2 separate regions of the Homo sapiens genome follow, and region 2 is linked to region 1. The links are chromatin loops, found by intact Hi-C in ENCODE. Cell type or tissue: Panc1. All regions are shown on one strand. Each heading gives the region's core, and the rest is flanking DNA. Links, peaks and the distances in the headings are about the cores only.

The links. A loop is a pair of places that touch in the nucleus more often than their neighbours do. Peaks named below come from ENCODE experiments on the same cell type or tissue, not always from the same donor. Only the 100,000 strongest peaks of a DNase experiment are listed, where the experiment ranks them.
Region 2: a loop joins it to region 1, with 2.1 times the contacts of the local background. A loop is called at or near these places in 4 of 110 quality-filtered maps.

The regions. Positions count from the first base shown.
Region 1 is chr6:94,062,168-94,068,294 of GRCh38, reverse strand. No RefSeq gene overlaps it. Among named protein-coding and RNA genes, the nearest start is that of TSG1, 360 kb to the right of the region's middle. In Panc1, for the core only: no CTCF peak of the experiment used is centred there; no DNase peak of the experiment used is centred there; H3K27ac peaks cover 231 bases.
Region 2 is chr6:93,776,144-93,782,270 of GRCh38, reverse strand. TSG1 (tumor suppressor TSG1) reads right to left here. Exons shown (of 10, transcript NR_015362.2): 10 at 5,651-6,103. Among named protein-coding and RNA genes, the nearest start is that of TSG1, 72 kb to the right of the region's middle. In Panc1, for the core only: CTCF peaks have their summits at 2,843 and 3,059; no DNase peak of the experiment used is centred there; H3K4me3 peaks cover 662 bases; H3K27ac peaks cover 4,450 bases.

The DNA of each region.
Region 1 (6,127 bases), core at 475-5,474:
TGTGCTTCATCAGAAGGAAAACTGTGATTTTTTTTTTCATGGCTTGTGCTCCTTCATGGGAAAATTAAAAATTATTATAAAAACCTAAAAGCAAATAAAAACAAAACAAAACAAAGTTTGAGTTATGTTACTTTTATAAAAGGAACCTAATGATGGGAAATGGAAAACTTAAAAATATTTTTTTCTTCACCAAAATGTATATGAAGAAATATATGAATAAACATAAGTATAATTCTTAGAACTTATATTTTATATGTTATCTTTTTTTTTCCTTGAGAGATATGAATAACTCTGGCCTGTAATATGTAATATTGAATGTATTAAATATAACATGATTATAACACTTATGTTGATATAAGTTTAGGAATGCATTTTGAATTGTTTAATTATATTATTACTTTAGCTCTATTTGAAAATACTGAAATATTTTTTAAACATTCAAACTTTATGATTAATGGCCTTTATATTTTAACATAAGATATTTATTCTAAATCAGCTGCTGGTAGACATTATTTTTCAAGGGCCCAATGGTAAATATGTAGGTTTTGGTAGCCATACAGTCTCAATAATTCAACACTGCCTTTATAGCACAAAAGAAGCCACAGATAATATGTACATGAATATGTTCAAATAAAACTTTATTTACAAAAACAAGAAGCTTACCGGATTGGGCTTATGGTCCTTAGTTTTTCAGCCCTTTTTCAGACTAATTTTTATTTACAGATAAATTTTAAAAATAAATTATTTTAAAATCTAAATTAGTTCCTTCCTGAGTAACACAAGCTTAAATACACATAAAGATGTATTTATCCAACTTCCAGGAAGAAAATGCTCATTTGGTCTGGTTTGTCCAGACTGGCATCTAAAACTAGGTCATTCCCAAGTCTCCAGTATCTTGGATTGTGCAACTCTGTCTTAAGTATCCCATGAGTTAAAATAATACAATACAACAGCAAAATAATACAAAGTTTACAACCCTTATTTCCGTGGGCAATTTCATTTTATTTGATTCAATGAGAAGAGGATTTGAACGTTGCTTAGCTTGACATGTACACTTGTACCAATTACTGACCCCCAAAATATTTAAAGAGGCTTCTTATATACCTCTGAATTACTGCTTCTAGCCTAATTTGTTTCTTTCCTCTGAGCAATTTATAAAATATAAACCATTTTTGCCTTTTTCAAACTAGTTTTTCTTGTACACATATTAGGTATTTGTTGATTGTAACCTGGATTATATAGTTTACAAAGTGTTTGCTGTTATCATTGGTATATTTAACAGATTACACATCCTCTGAGATACACCCAAATTTTTTAAATGAGCATTTTAGTGTATCTTATTTATTTCCAGAAAGATTCTTCAAGCTCTATTAGGGGAAAGGGCTTTGTTTCAATGTAAATCATATTTGTGTGCTATAACAATAACATAATGGTAATAATAATGTTATTTGAATTTAAATCAAACAAGTCAATTGTAATTAAAGTTTATGTGTTTAACTGACTAGTTTGGCCTAATGTCTCATTTTAATTCTGCTATTTATAATGAATAGGTAGGAGTTTCAAAGAAAGACAGGGTTACTGATATGAATAAATGATTCTTATATTTTTCTATGCAGGCTGATGTAAATTAATACTGAACCTAAAATTTTACAGAAATGTAAATCACTAGCTACCATTTATGTGGTGATTCCTATTAAAGTCCTATTCTGTATAGAATGAATGGTAAACTGGTAATGCACTGAAGCGTGCTCAGTCCCCAAATGTACTGCAGATACTGGGTTACACAACCAAAAATTACTATTAAGACACAATGACTTCCACAAATAAAAACAGATAAGAGGGGAGGAAATGTTGCCAGAATTGGTTACATTGTATTAATCCACTTAAATCTCCTACATTTAAAAAGAATTTCTATGTCTTTAGGAAGCCTTTAACATCATTTCTGGCTTCGTTGGGACTCCCAAAGAGCTATGTGGTAGCAATAAAAAGCTCTTTACCACAGGGATCCCTACAATTAAGAAAAGCAGAGATTGTAAACGTTTGCTAGTTTTGAAATATTAGCTTGCCTCCTACTTAAATCCAAACAAAAGCACACTATGGCTCTAGGTCAGCCCAATACAGACAAGACCCGAGCTCTGATTTGCCCCATACAAGGAACTATAATGGAGTGGAAGCAGCAGCTACTTAATATATGAGTTAAAATTACCCGTGACTGAAATGAGCACATCAATCAAAAGTTTTGGCATGTAATGAGCCAAACAAACCAGTGTGGTGAGCTTGAAGTCAGGAAAAGCCTCTATTCTGTATTCAAAAGTTTTCAAATTACCATGACATCCCTTTGCATACACCACCCGACTTCCAGCAGGTGGATTTTCGAGGCATTGTGCTTGGAACACAAAGATGGATCAACTAAGAGCATTTGAGATAGTTTCCTGTTTTGTGTTCAGAAAACTAGGTCTGCATAAAGCCTCCCGGATTCTTAGCATTTTTTAGGTGTTGGGCAAGGGATAAATATACATGACTGAGAACAGAAAATTAAACAGTGATGGAACAGAAACAGCTATAATTGCTGATATATGTTTCATGTAAAAATTGCACATCCATTCTGACCATCTCAGCATAAATGTAACTTGTTAATTTAGGTAATTCCACTTCAAAGTGCTACCATGTCTTGTTGTCTTTATCAATTTCAATTAATTTCTAAATATCTTGAAAAATTAAGGGAGCCTTTCTTAATAATTATATGTTTAAGCAGCAGTTTTGTGCCAGCATGTCTAGACAGACTGTACAGTACAGAGTAATTGTAGTACACATCTCATTTCTCACTCCTGATTTCAGTTAGTAATCTGAACGTATTATGCCCATAGCTCTGCATAATCACTTCCAACTACAGTTTCTTTGAGAAGCAACTACAGAAAACCCCGAAGTAGAATTTTATTCAATAAGTATGAATGTGCGGAAATATTACTAGATAATTCTATCAGTTTTCTAGTTTTATTTAACCACAGCATAATGCAAAGAAGTGTGGCATTTTATTTCCTTCGAATATTGTATCCATTGTTAATTTTATTAACTAATCATTTAAAATAACTCAGTTTTAACTTATTATTAAGATATTTTAGAAAACATAACTTCCAAACTATTATAATCACAGAGTAATAGAGTCATGTCTGTCTAACTACAAAGAAAACTAGGAATCTTCTAGGTGCAAAATACATGATAAAATGTTTTTGTTAGAGGGTTAGAGAGTAAACGAACTTTGTTAATTCAGTGGCGAATGAAAATTTTTAAGTAGTTCTATGTTAATTCTATAAAACTCGCTGGTAAATGAAGAGTGTAGTTCAATAAGTCTACGGTTATACCACCCTGAACGTGCCTGATCTCATCTAAATGGACCTTTGACAGAAAAAAAGAAAAAAACACTATGTTTCTGAAATTATTACCCACTAAATTGACTAGCTGAGATGACTTCAGGAAAGCATATAAATGACTTCAGCTATCAATGTTTCAGACTTGGAATGATAATTTCCTCCCGTAGCGCCTCTTTTTTTATTTTTTCTCTTGTTCTTCAATAATTGTGTGTTATAATTATTTAAAAATATATATGCCTAAGAGGTCCAGGATATGTATAACTTCTGTTAATAAGACTGCCAGGAACAGTTTTTAAAGAGATATTTAAAGTGCTTTAGTTATATTCACTATGTAACCACTCTACTATGCCATTTCATATTATACAGTGATAGAATAATCTTAAACCTATAAGCATTCAGAAAAGCACAGTACAAAGTTTACAAAGTATTTTGTACAATAGTTTCTGTATTCCCAACAATATGTTGTTATGCTAACAATATGAAATTTATGATTTGACTTTAGCATTTGCATAAGACATACATAGTTATAATACAAAACACATTTTTATTATGATATGAAAGTTAATTACCAGAAAGCAAAAAAAAAAAAAAAAGATACATGAGAATTGTTGAGAAGTGCAAATAAAGAAGCTGAAGTTTCAAAATCAAAAGTTCTCACCTGCTGAGTCGAGAGAGGAAGTAGAGGTTAAAGAATATGGCTTCTAGTCTTTGTTCTGCCTTCAGTTTATTTTCTAATGACAATCGAAAAAGTAAAAACATTTAAACTTGGAGAAGATATTTTGAAATATGGAGTGACAACAGATTAGTATAATGAATACATAAAGCATTTGTAAAATCTGTACAAAAAATTTAAGGCAATAAATGGTCAAAAGACATGAATGAGTATACCATCAAAGAAAAACATACATAACATAAATAAGTACATATGAAAAGAAATTTAATCTCACTAATAAGCAAAGCAACTTAAACCAAGACCACCATTTATTCCATTTTATGGTCAATTGGTTGGAAAAAATAAGTTTGACGATTGCATGTGGTGTGGAAGGTATATATTCACAAGCTCTCATTTATTTGTGGTAATGCTAACTGGTACACTTTGGAAAATATTTTAAAATTATATTGCAAAACTAAATATTTGCAAAACTTATGATGTAGCAATAAAGCCCACAAGAATATATCTAAGACAAACTTTGGCACATATGTACCACAAAATAATGCAAAAAAAGTGTCTATAGCCCATTATTCATTATAGCAAAGCACGGAGAACAAAATTTTCACTAGCAGAACTCATTAATACACGTTGATGTATTGAGCAAAGAGAATATTATACAACAACGAAAATGAGCCACAATGAAACCAATAACATGGATGAAACTTAAGAAAATATTGACTGAAAAAAAGTGAGTTTAAGGAGTTAACATGTAGTAGAAAAAAACTAATATGTTATTTAGTAACAAAACTAAAAAGAAAACACAAAGGAAAAAAGAAAATGCAAGAGAATTTTAAAAATAAATATTAGAACTTTGGGAGACAATATAGGTAGGGAACATATGAGGAGAGGTAAGTTACTGGTAATAGTCTAGTGCTCCAGTTAAATAAACACATAAAATAGAAGATGACCTTGCAATGACAACTGGTAACAGTGAGTATGAACCAATAATTATGATCAATCAATTCTGTGAACTTTAGATCCTTAGTAAGAAAAATTAGCAATGGCTGCATATATTAGTCAGCTCAGTCTGTTATAACAAAATACCACCAACTGGGTAGCTTAAACAAGTGACATTTATTTTCTGGCCATTTTGGAGGCTAGAACTTGACAGCCAAGGTTCTGGTAAGTTCAGTGTTTTTGGTGAACTCTTTCTTTCGGCTTACAGATTACTGCTTTCTTGCTGTCTTCATGTATCCTCTTCATGTGCTCATGAAGAAAGAGAGCTCTCTGATGTCTCTTCCACTTTTTATAAGGACACGAATTCTACTGGAGTAGAGCCACATCCTTATAACCTTATTCAACTTTAGTTGCCTTTTTAAAAGCCTTGTCTCCAAATACAGTCACATTGGCATTTATGGGCTTCAACATATGAATTATGGGGGGACACAATTTAGTCCACAAGACTACATAATGGTGACAATATGACACTCAAATTTATTTGTATACATCTAACAATTTAAGAGATAAAACATTCTGTATAAACTTTTAAATTTATGTTACATATTAATATAAATATTTTTACAATAAAAGTAAAATATTTTACATATTAATATAAATATTTTTACAATAAAAACTAAAATATTTTACATATTTTGTAATTATTTCTAAAATAAAATAAGTAGTTAAGTTTTTCTCATTTTCTAAGTATATTGCCCAATGTGCAGGACAGAAAGAATGAAGACATGGCAATATTAGCAAATGATTTGAGTTTTTTAAAACTAAAGATATTAAAAATTTACAATTAAATAAATGTTACTTCCATCTGAGTTACTGTATTTAAATAATGCATATCTTCAAGAAAGGGTAAATAATTTTTTATAATGGCAATTGTGTTTAAAAAATAGAGAAAAGTTAACTAGAGCAAAGCCTTATAAATAAGAATATAACTATGCAGAAAATCTCCCTTTGAAGTAAAAATATATATATAAATAGTAAACTAAAACTTTATTTTGACTTCGTTATTAAATTTGTTTTCCTAGGCAACTAATTTCAGGGAAATGGTTGAATGACAATGTCTTCATTTTGTTTAAAACAAGACTTCATA
Region 2 (6,127 bases), core at 637-5,636, 290 kb after region 1:
TCTGAAGCATATCTAGATGTGTGGATAGCAGTTACGCTATAAATAACCTAGTCATCTAAGGGATAACAGGGGTCAAAACTTAAAGAATAAAAAATCATATATTTTCAGCAACAAAATGATCTAGGATTAAGTCAGAAACATCATGCATATTTTTCCTGGGTAGTTTGGCTGTCTTGTTTGCTAAGAAAGAATGAGTCAGTTTTCATATATTACAGGAAAATAATATTTGCCTTCTAAATAGCTGACACTGGGTTTTGCATTTCCTAGAGCAACGAGGAAGAGTTGCCTGCAAAAGAAGGGAGATGAATTAAATGGTTCTGAATGTAGGCCAGAATCTTAGAGAAGATATTGCAGCCTGTAAGGTAATAGCAATGTAAAGATACTCAGTTAGTAAAAATTATTCCAGAAGGCTTCTGTTTAATGACTTCCTGGGACCACATATCTTCACATAATGTCAAACAGTCAAAAAGGTGTTTTTACATCTTTGAGGGAGAAACCAACTAAATGTCTCCCCAAATTCCCACACCACCACTTGTCTAGTTTGGAATCATAATCTTCCTGGATTTCTCAACTACTAGACCTAACTCTAATCTGAAAAAGTCTTTTAGAGATGGTGTTGCTCCCACCCCCAAAGACTCTTTGAAAGCTATATTGCTCCTTTGGAGCTGTCCCATGGCTGAAACTCAATCTGAAAGTTAAACAGTCCCTATAGTATGTCAATGGCAAAGAACATTTATATGGCAGCCCTGTATTCCTATGACAACTTATGGAGGTCCATCCTTAGGTCTCTAAGAACATTATCTACAGGAGAAGGTGCTGTCCACGGTTAACACTACACAGCCAATTCCCCACTTGTGTGGCTGTGGGTAATTCCTGACAAGTGCCCAATTGCCATCTTGAAATGGGGGACATTTGGAGCAGTACATGCTCCTATAGTAAATGATTAATGTGCATTTTTCTGATCCTGACAGATTCCAAAAGAAGAGTAGATTGCTAGCCATAAAACTAAGCAGCATCAATGTGACATTACTGGAAGAATCCGAAAGTCTTTGCAGAAATGCTGTGCTTACTCCAATGTTTCTCAAAAACCAGCAATTTTAAAGAGACTAGGGTCAATATAAATGAAATAAATGGAGGCTAAGATAAAATATGTCAGAAAATTTGCTGAAAGGTTATTTTAAGGTGGCCTGTTAAAAACAATAATGGGCCATTAGGCTGTCTTGTTAAAGGCATTAAAGTCACAGGCACGATGTATGAGTCACATGGGCAAGATTTTCCATTTTATATATAAAAAATTCAATATTAAATTTCTGGTAAAAGTACAATATTAGTGTTTCTGTGTATATTATTACAAATCTTATTTAAATTGTAGGCAGAAAAATAAGCAAAGTAATTAATGCCTGTAGAGATGTCCTATCTAAATGTTATATAATTAATGTCCCAATATAGATTTTAATGTATTTTATTTATAATTAAGTATGCATTTAAAAATATTTTTGGCTGATCACTTTACACTCAGGTATACTGACTCTCTTTGTCAAAGACATCAGTAATTAATTCATTTTTAAAGCAAAATTTTGAGCACCTTCAATGAATAGGATAACTTACTAGCTAATTGAGGATATAAATGATGTATACAAAACGGTCATCTCATCATCTAATCTGGAATTAGAGACAGGTGTTTTATGTGTGGGGTGTGTCCCCATGAGCAAAGCTTCATTTATTTTGTTCACTGCTGAAACTCCAAGAAACCTCAACAAAATCTAGCACAAAGAAGACATTTGTTAGTAAAAAGAATCCTTGCTTAAATCTTGCTATTTTGAAAATTAATTCTCGTAGGTTCTTTCTGATTGTTATCCATTATTTTGGAGCCTAGATCTTAAATCATTAATTTAGTTGTTTTATTTAATTTTGCAGTAACAACACTGAGGAAATCTTGTTTCTGTTAATTTTTATGGGCTACTGATTATAAAGAAAAAATAATTTTAAGAAACATGAATCTGTCTGTGGTGAATTCCCTTGGCTAAGAAAACTGGCCTTTGCTTTTTGAATTTATTTATTTATGTATTTATTTGTAGTCTTAGACTATTGGTGTCATAGCATCAACGGTTAAAAATAAACAAAACATAGATATAGATAACTATCATTTAGATACAATCATTTATGACCCTCAGCTCAAACTCCCTCTTCTTTGTTATGAAAACTCAGGATCTGTAAACGGCCTTAGCTATTTTAATTAAATATCTTCTATCAAAGGTACCATATGGGAATTGTTGGGTTTGTCTGTTTGTTTGTTTGTTTGTTTTGCTTACAATATTTATAATGCCACAAACTGCCCGTTTAAATACTTTCTAAATGTCTGCATTGTCATATTTTTAATCATTAAAATTAATTGAATAAAAAAATCTTTATTTTCTATCCAGCAGTGCTCAGGAGTTTTGAAAGGAGCTGACTCATGAGCCATGTTCTGGGACACTGCTGATTCTCAGTGGGCAAGCTGTACTGTGTGTATTTTGGAGCTCCATAACACAGACTCATGCCTTGAATGGGGGGATGCCGGGAGGGCTGGGATGCTTGGAGAGAAAAAGAAAAGAAACAGAATATGGCAAGACACTCTACATGCTAAAGCTTACAGATGCTTTGATTACAGGAAACTTACGTAAATGATAACAGTGCGCAGAACTAGACGTGGAAGAAGGGAAAAAATATGGGATCCCGACATAGGCCTTTGTACTCATAAAATCACGGGTGAGACTGCTGAAAACAACTGTTGGGAGTTTTATGATTTAATCCCATTGACTGGATCACTGAACAGGGCATTTTTCACTTCCAGTTTTCGTGCTTTAGCTGACCTACGAAATCTCATGGTTTTGTTTGGTGACACGTGCTTTTAGGAAAACTTGTTATTTCTGCTGTTCTGCACTGCCCTGTCTCCACTGAACTGCCTGATCTCCTGTGGAATTTACAGTTTCAGCGCAGCCAGCAAATGCAGGGAAAGAATGTGTGCTTCATAGCTGGAGTGCTCCTGATAACAGTCCATTCTGGTATCGGTGGCTGGAAGAGAGAGGGACTGCCACCCAGTGTTTTTACAGTGCCTGTTTCAGGCAGCTTCTAAATTGACAGCGAAGGGTGGAGTGGGTAGGGGGAGAAACAAGAAAAAAAAATTCCCTGTCTTTGGGGTGGGGGAGATAATTCTAAAATCTCTGAGAAACTTAAATATGGTAATTCCCTATTCCAAACATACACAAGTCACAAGCAACCTTATTCTTTGGTTTCTAGGCACATTTTTGAGTTTAGCACAATAGGGAGAAGAAAATTGGAGGTTAGCGAATCCAGTAGGGCAAGAGGTGAAGAGGACTAAATTTCAGTCAAGACAACAAGGAAAGTACAAAGAATACAGTTTCTCTTTCATGTGCTTTGATCGTCTTTCCTGTTTTACCCTTAATGAATACTTTCTCAAAACTAAAAATAAAACACTGCATTCTATTAAATTGTGCTCTTCCTCTAAGGGAATTCTAAATGTGTAAGTGTATGTTTCTCTTCCATGAATATGACTATATATTTTCACATTTTATATATATATATATATAATTTCATACATATATACTTGCATATGTATATTTTTCTTCTTCTGGGAGCCAGAGAGTGGTCAAGAGAAAAAGGGAAAAAGAGTCCATGCTAGAAACTCAACAAGTAAATGTTAGTTTCTTTAAACTGCTAATGACCGCTGGGCGAGGTGGCTCACACCTGTAATCCCAACACTCTTGGAGTCCGAGGCAGGTGGATCACCTGAGGTCGGGAGTTAGAGACCAGCCTGATCAACATGGAGAAACCCCGTCTCTACTAAAAATACAAAAACTTGGCCAGGCTTGGTGGCACATGCCTGTAATCCCAGCTACTTGGGAGGCTGAGGTAGAATTGCTGGAACTCGGGAGGCGGAGGTTGTGGTGAGCCGAGATCGTACCACTGCACTCCAGCACGGGCAATAGGGCGAAATTCCATCTCCAAAAAAATATTCGAATGACCAAACATAGTGAGGAGTATCAGAAGATTTACAGTGGTGGCATAAAATTGTACACATACCACGAGAAGCAGAGGAAGGTAAGGCAGATCGATATTTGTATCTTCACTTTGTGCTATAGAGTATGCTTTCTCCCTAGCCCCACATGGTAGCCCTTGGAAAGTAGTAGATTGAAGAGGAGACAAACATTTCATGTGAACAGTTAAGGTGTGCCACGTGTGTATGCTCAGGGTGAAACTTCATATTTCATTCTAGGTAATGTGCCCACAAAGTCTCATATTATTCTAATTGGAGAATAGCCAAAGAAGAAATATAATCCCAAATATTTTGATTTGACTTTACTACCCTGCTTTTCCTTACACAGAGGACACACATGTGTGTCCTCATACTGCATGAATACAGAGCTGTTTTAACATTTCTTGATGCTAGCTATAGCTTTCTTACTCGTAGACAGGACCTTCACCATAGTGGAAGTATGCTAATATAAACATGGTCAGTGACTGTAGTCATTACAAATAAGTTCTTTTCAACTAATTGACTAAAATAATCATATTAATAAATACATGATACTCGTACGCACAAGTCACCTTTTCTCCCACACTGATGGCTTTGATTACTTTGACAGACTAAGATGCACTAATGATACAAATTAGAAGCAAAAAGAATTAAAAAGGTGTTTAACTCTGATGCCAGGCTGTCAATTTCCTATAGTGCTACCAACTTACAGATAGATGATTAAAATTGTTTCATTTAGGAATTTTGAATATTTTAAAAATTGAATGGGTTTCTGGGGGAGGAAAAAAGAAAGAAAAATCCTTGCTTAGCTAATTAGACATCCTATTTGATTTAACAATAGAGCAGGATTATTCTTTGAGTGTTGAGATCTTCCTTCATTACTACAAGAGCCTACATTTTGCTATCTTTGCTCATTGTGCTTGTCTCATTCCTTATGTTTAATATTATTGCTACTTTTTATTTAGTTACGAGTTTATAAAGAACAATGATTTTAATTTGTTTGTAAAGCAACTATTTCCAAAACATGATGCTAGATACCATGGGTAAGGCCCAAATACATGAAATATGATTTATCTCTCTGAGGGTAAAGAATCTAGCAAAAAAAAAAAAAATGAAACATGCACACAAATGACCATGTATATTGTAGAATCTTGAGAATGACAAAATAGCACACACAAGGTACTTTGGCTGCATGGAGGAATTTAGTCAGACAGCGGAATTTCAAGCCTTAATTTAGTTACTCTATATCCACCTTGAGAAAGTTACTTAATTCATTTGGGTGTCCATTATATTATCTGTAGGTTGGGGTAAATAATAGTTCTCTCTCAGATATAAATGAATATTAATTGAGTTCCTAAATGTGAACTATTTAGAACACAGACTGGTGCACACTAAGTGCTTTTATGATACCCAATAGTTCACCCCAAAGATCAAGTATATATTTCTGTGGATTTATAAAGTTCCTTCTCTACTGCATCCACTATACTATAGCTTATTCATCATTATCTTCCCACTAATTCAATAAGGTGAATATTTATTAAATAAATGAACTTATAAAGGGATGGATGAATGTTTGATCATCAGTTGGTTATTTAGTTGTTTAGAAGCTCTAGCAAGATCTGCATCGCTATCTCTATGGGATGGTCACCTTTGTCTAAAGATGCAGTATGAGAAAGCATGCAATAGGGAAAGCCGCCCTCTATCCAAACCGTCAAATAAGCAGAATCAGTTCTGGGGGAAGGTGGCGTGACACATCATCTTATATTCTAATTTGTTGTAATAAATGTTAAAAAATAAAAACTCTGAAAAAAGCAATAAATAATTATCATCTTCAATTCTAAAAACAGAGTTTGCTTAAATAAGTGAGTGTTCTTCGGTGGCTATGGCTGGTGGAGGATGAGGATGGAGTAATGAAAAGAGTCCCACACAGTAGGTCAGAGTCTTGACATGCAGACGCACTCTTGTTGTTGGTTCTGTGATCCTAGCAAGTCAGCTCCTGTACTTCCTTGTCAATTAGGAATATTTTTAATATTCACTTGGTTTCTTGCGAGAAAAACATTGAACCACCTGAGTGTACAAAGAAGTCACGAA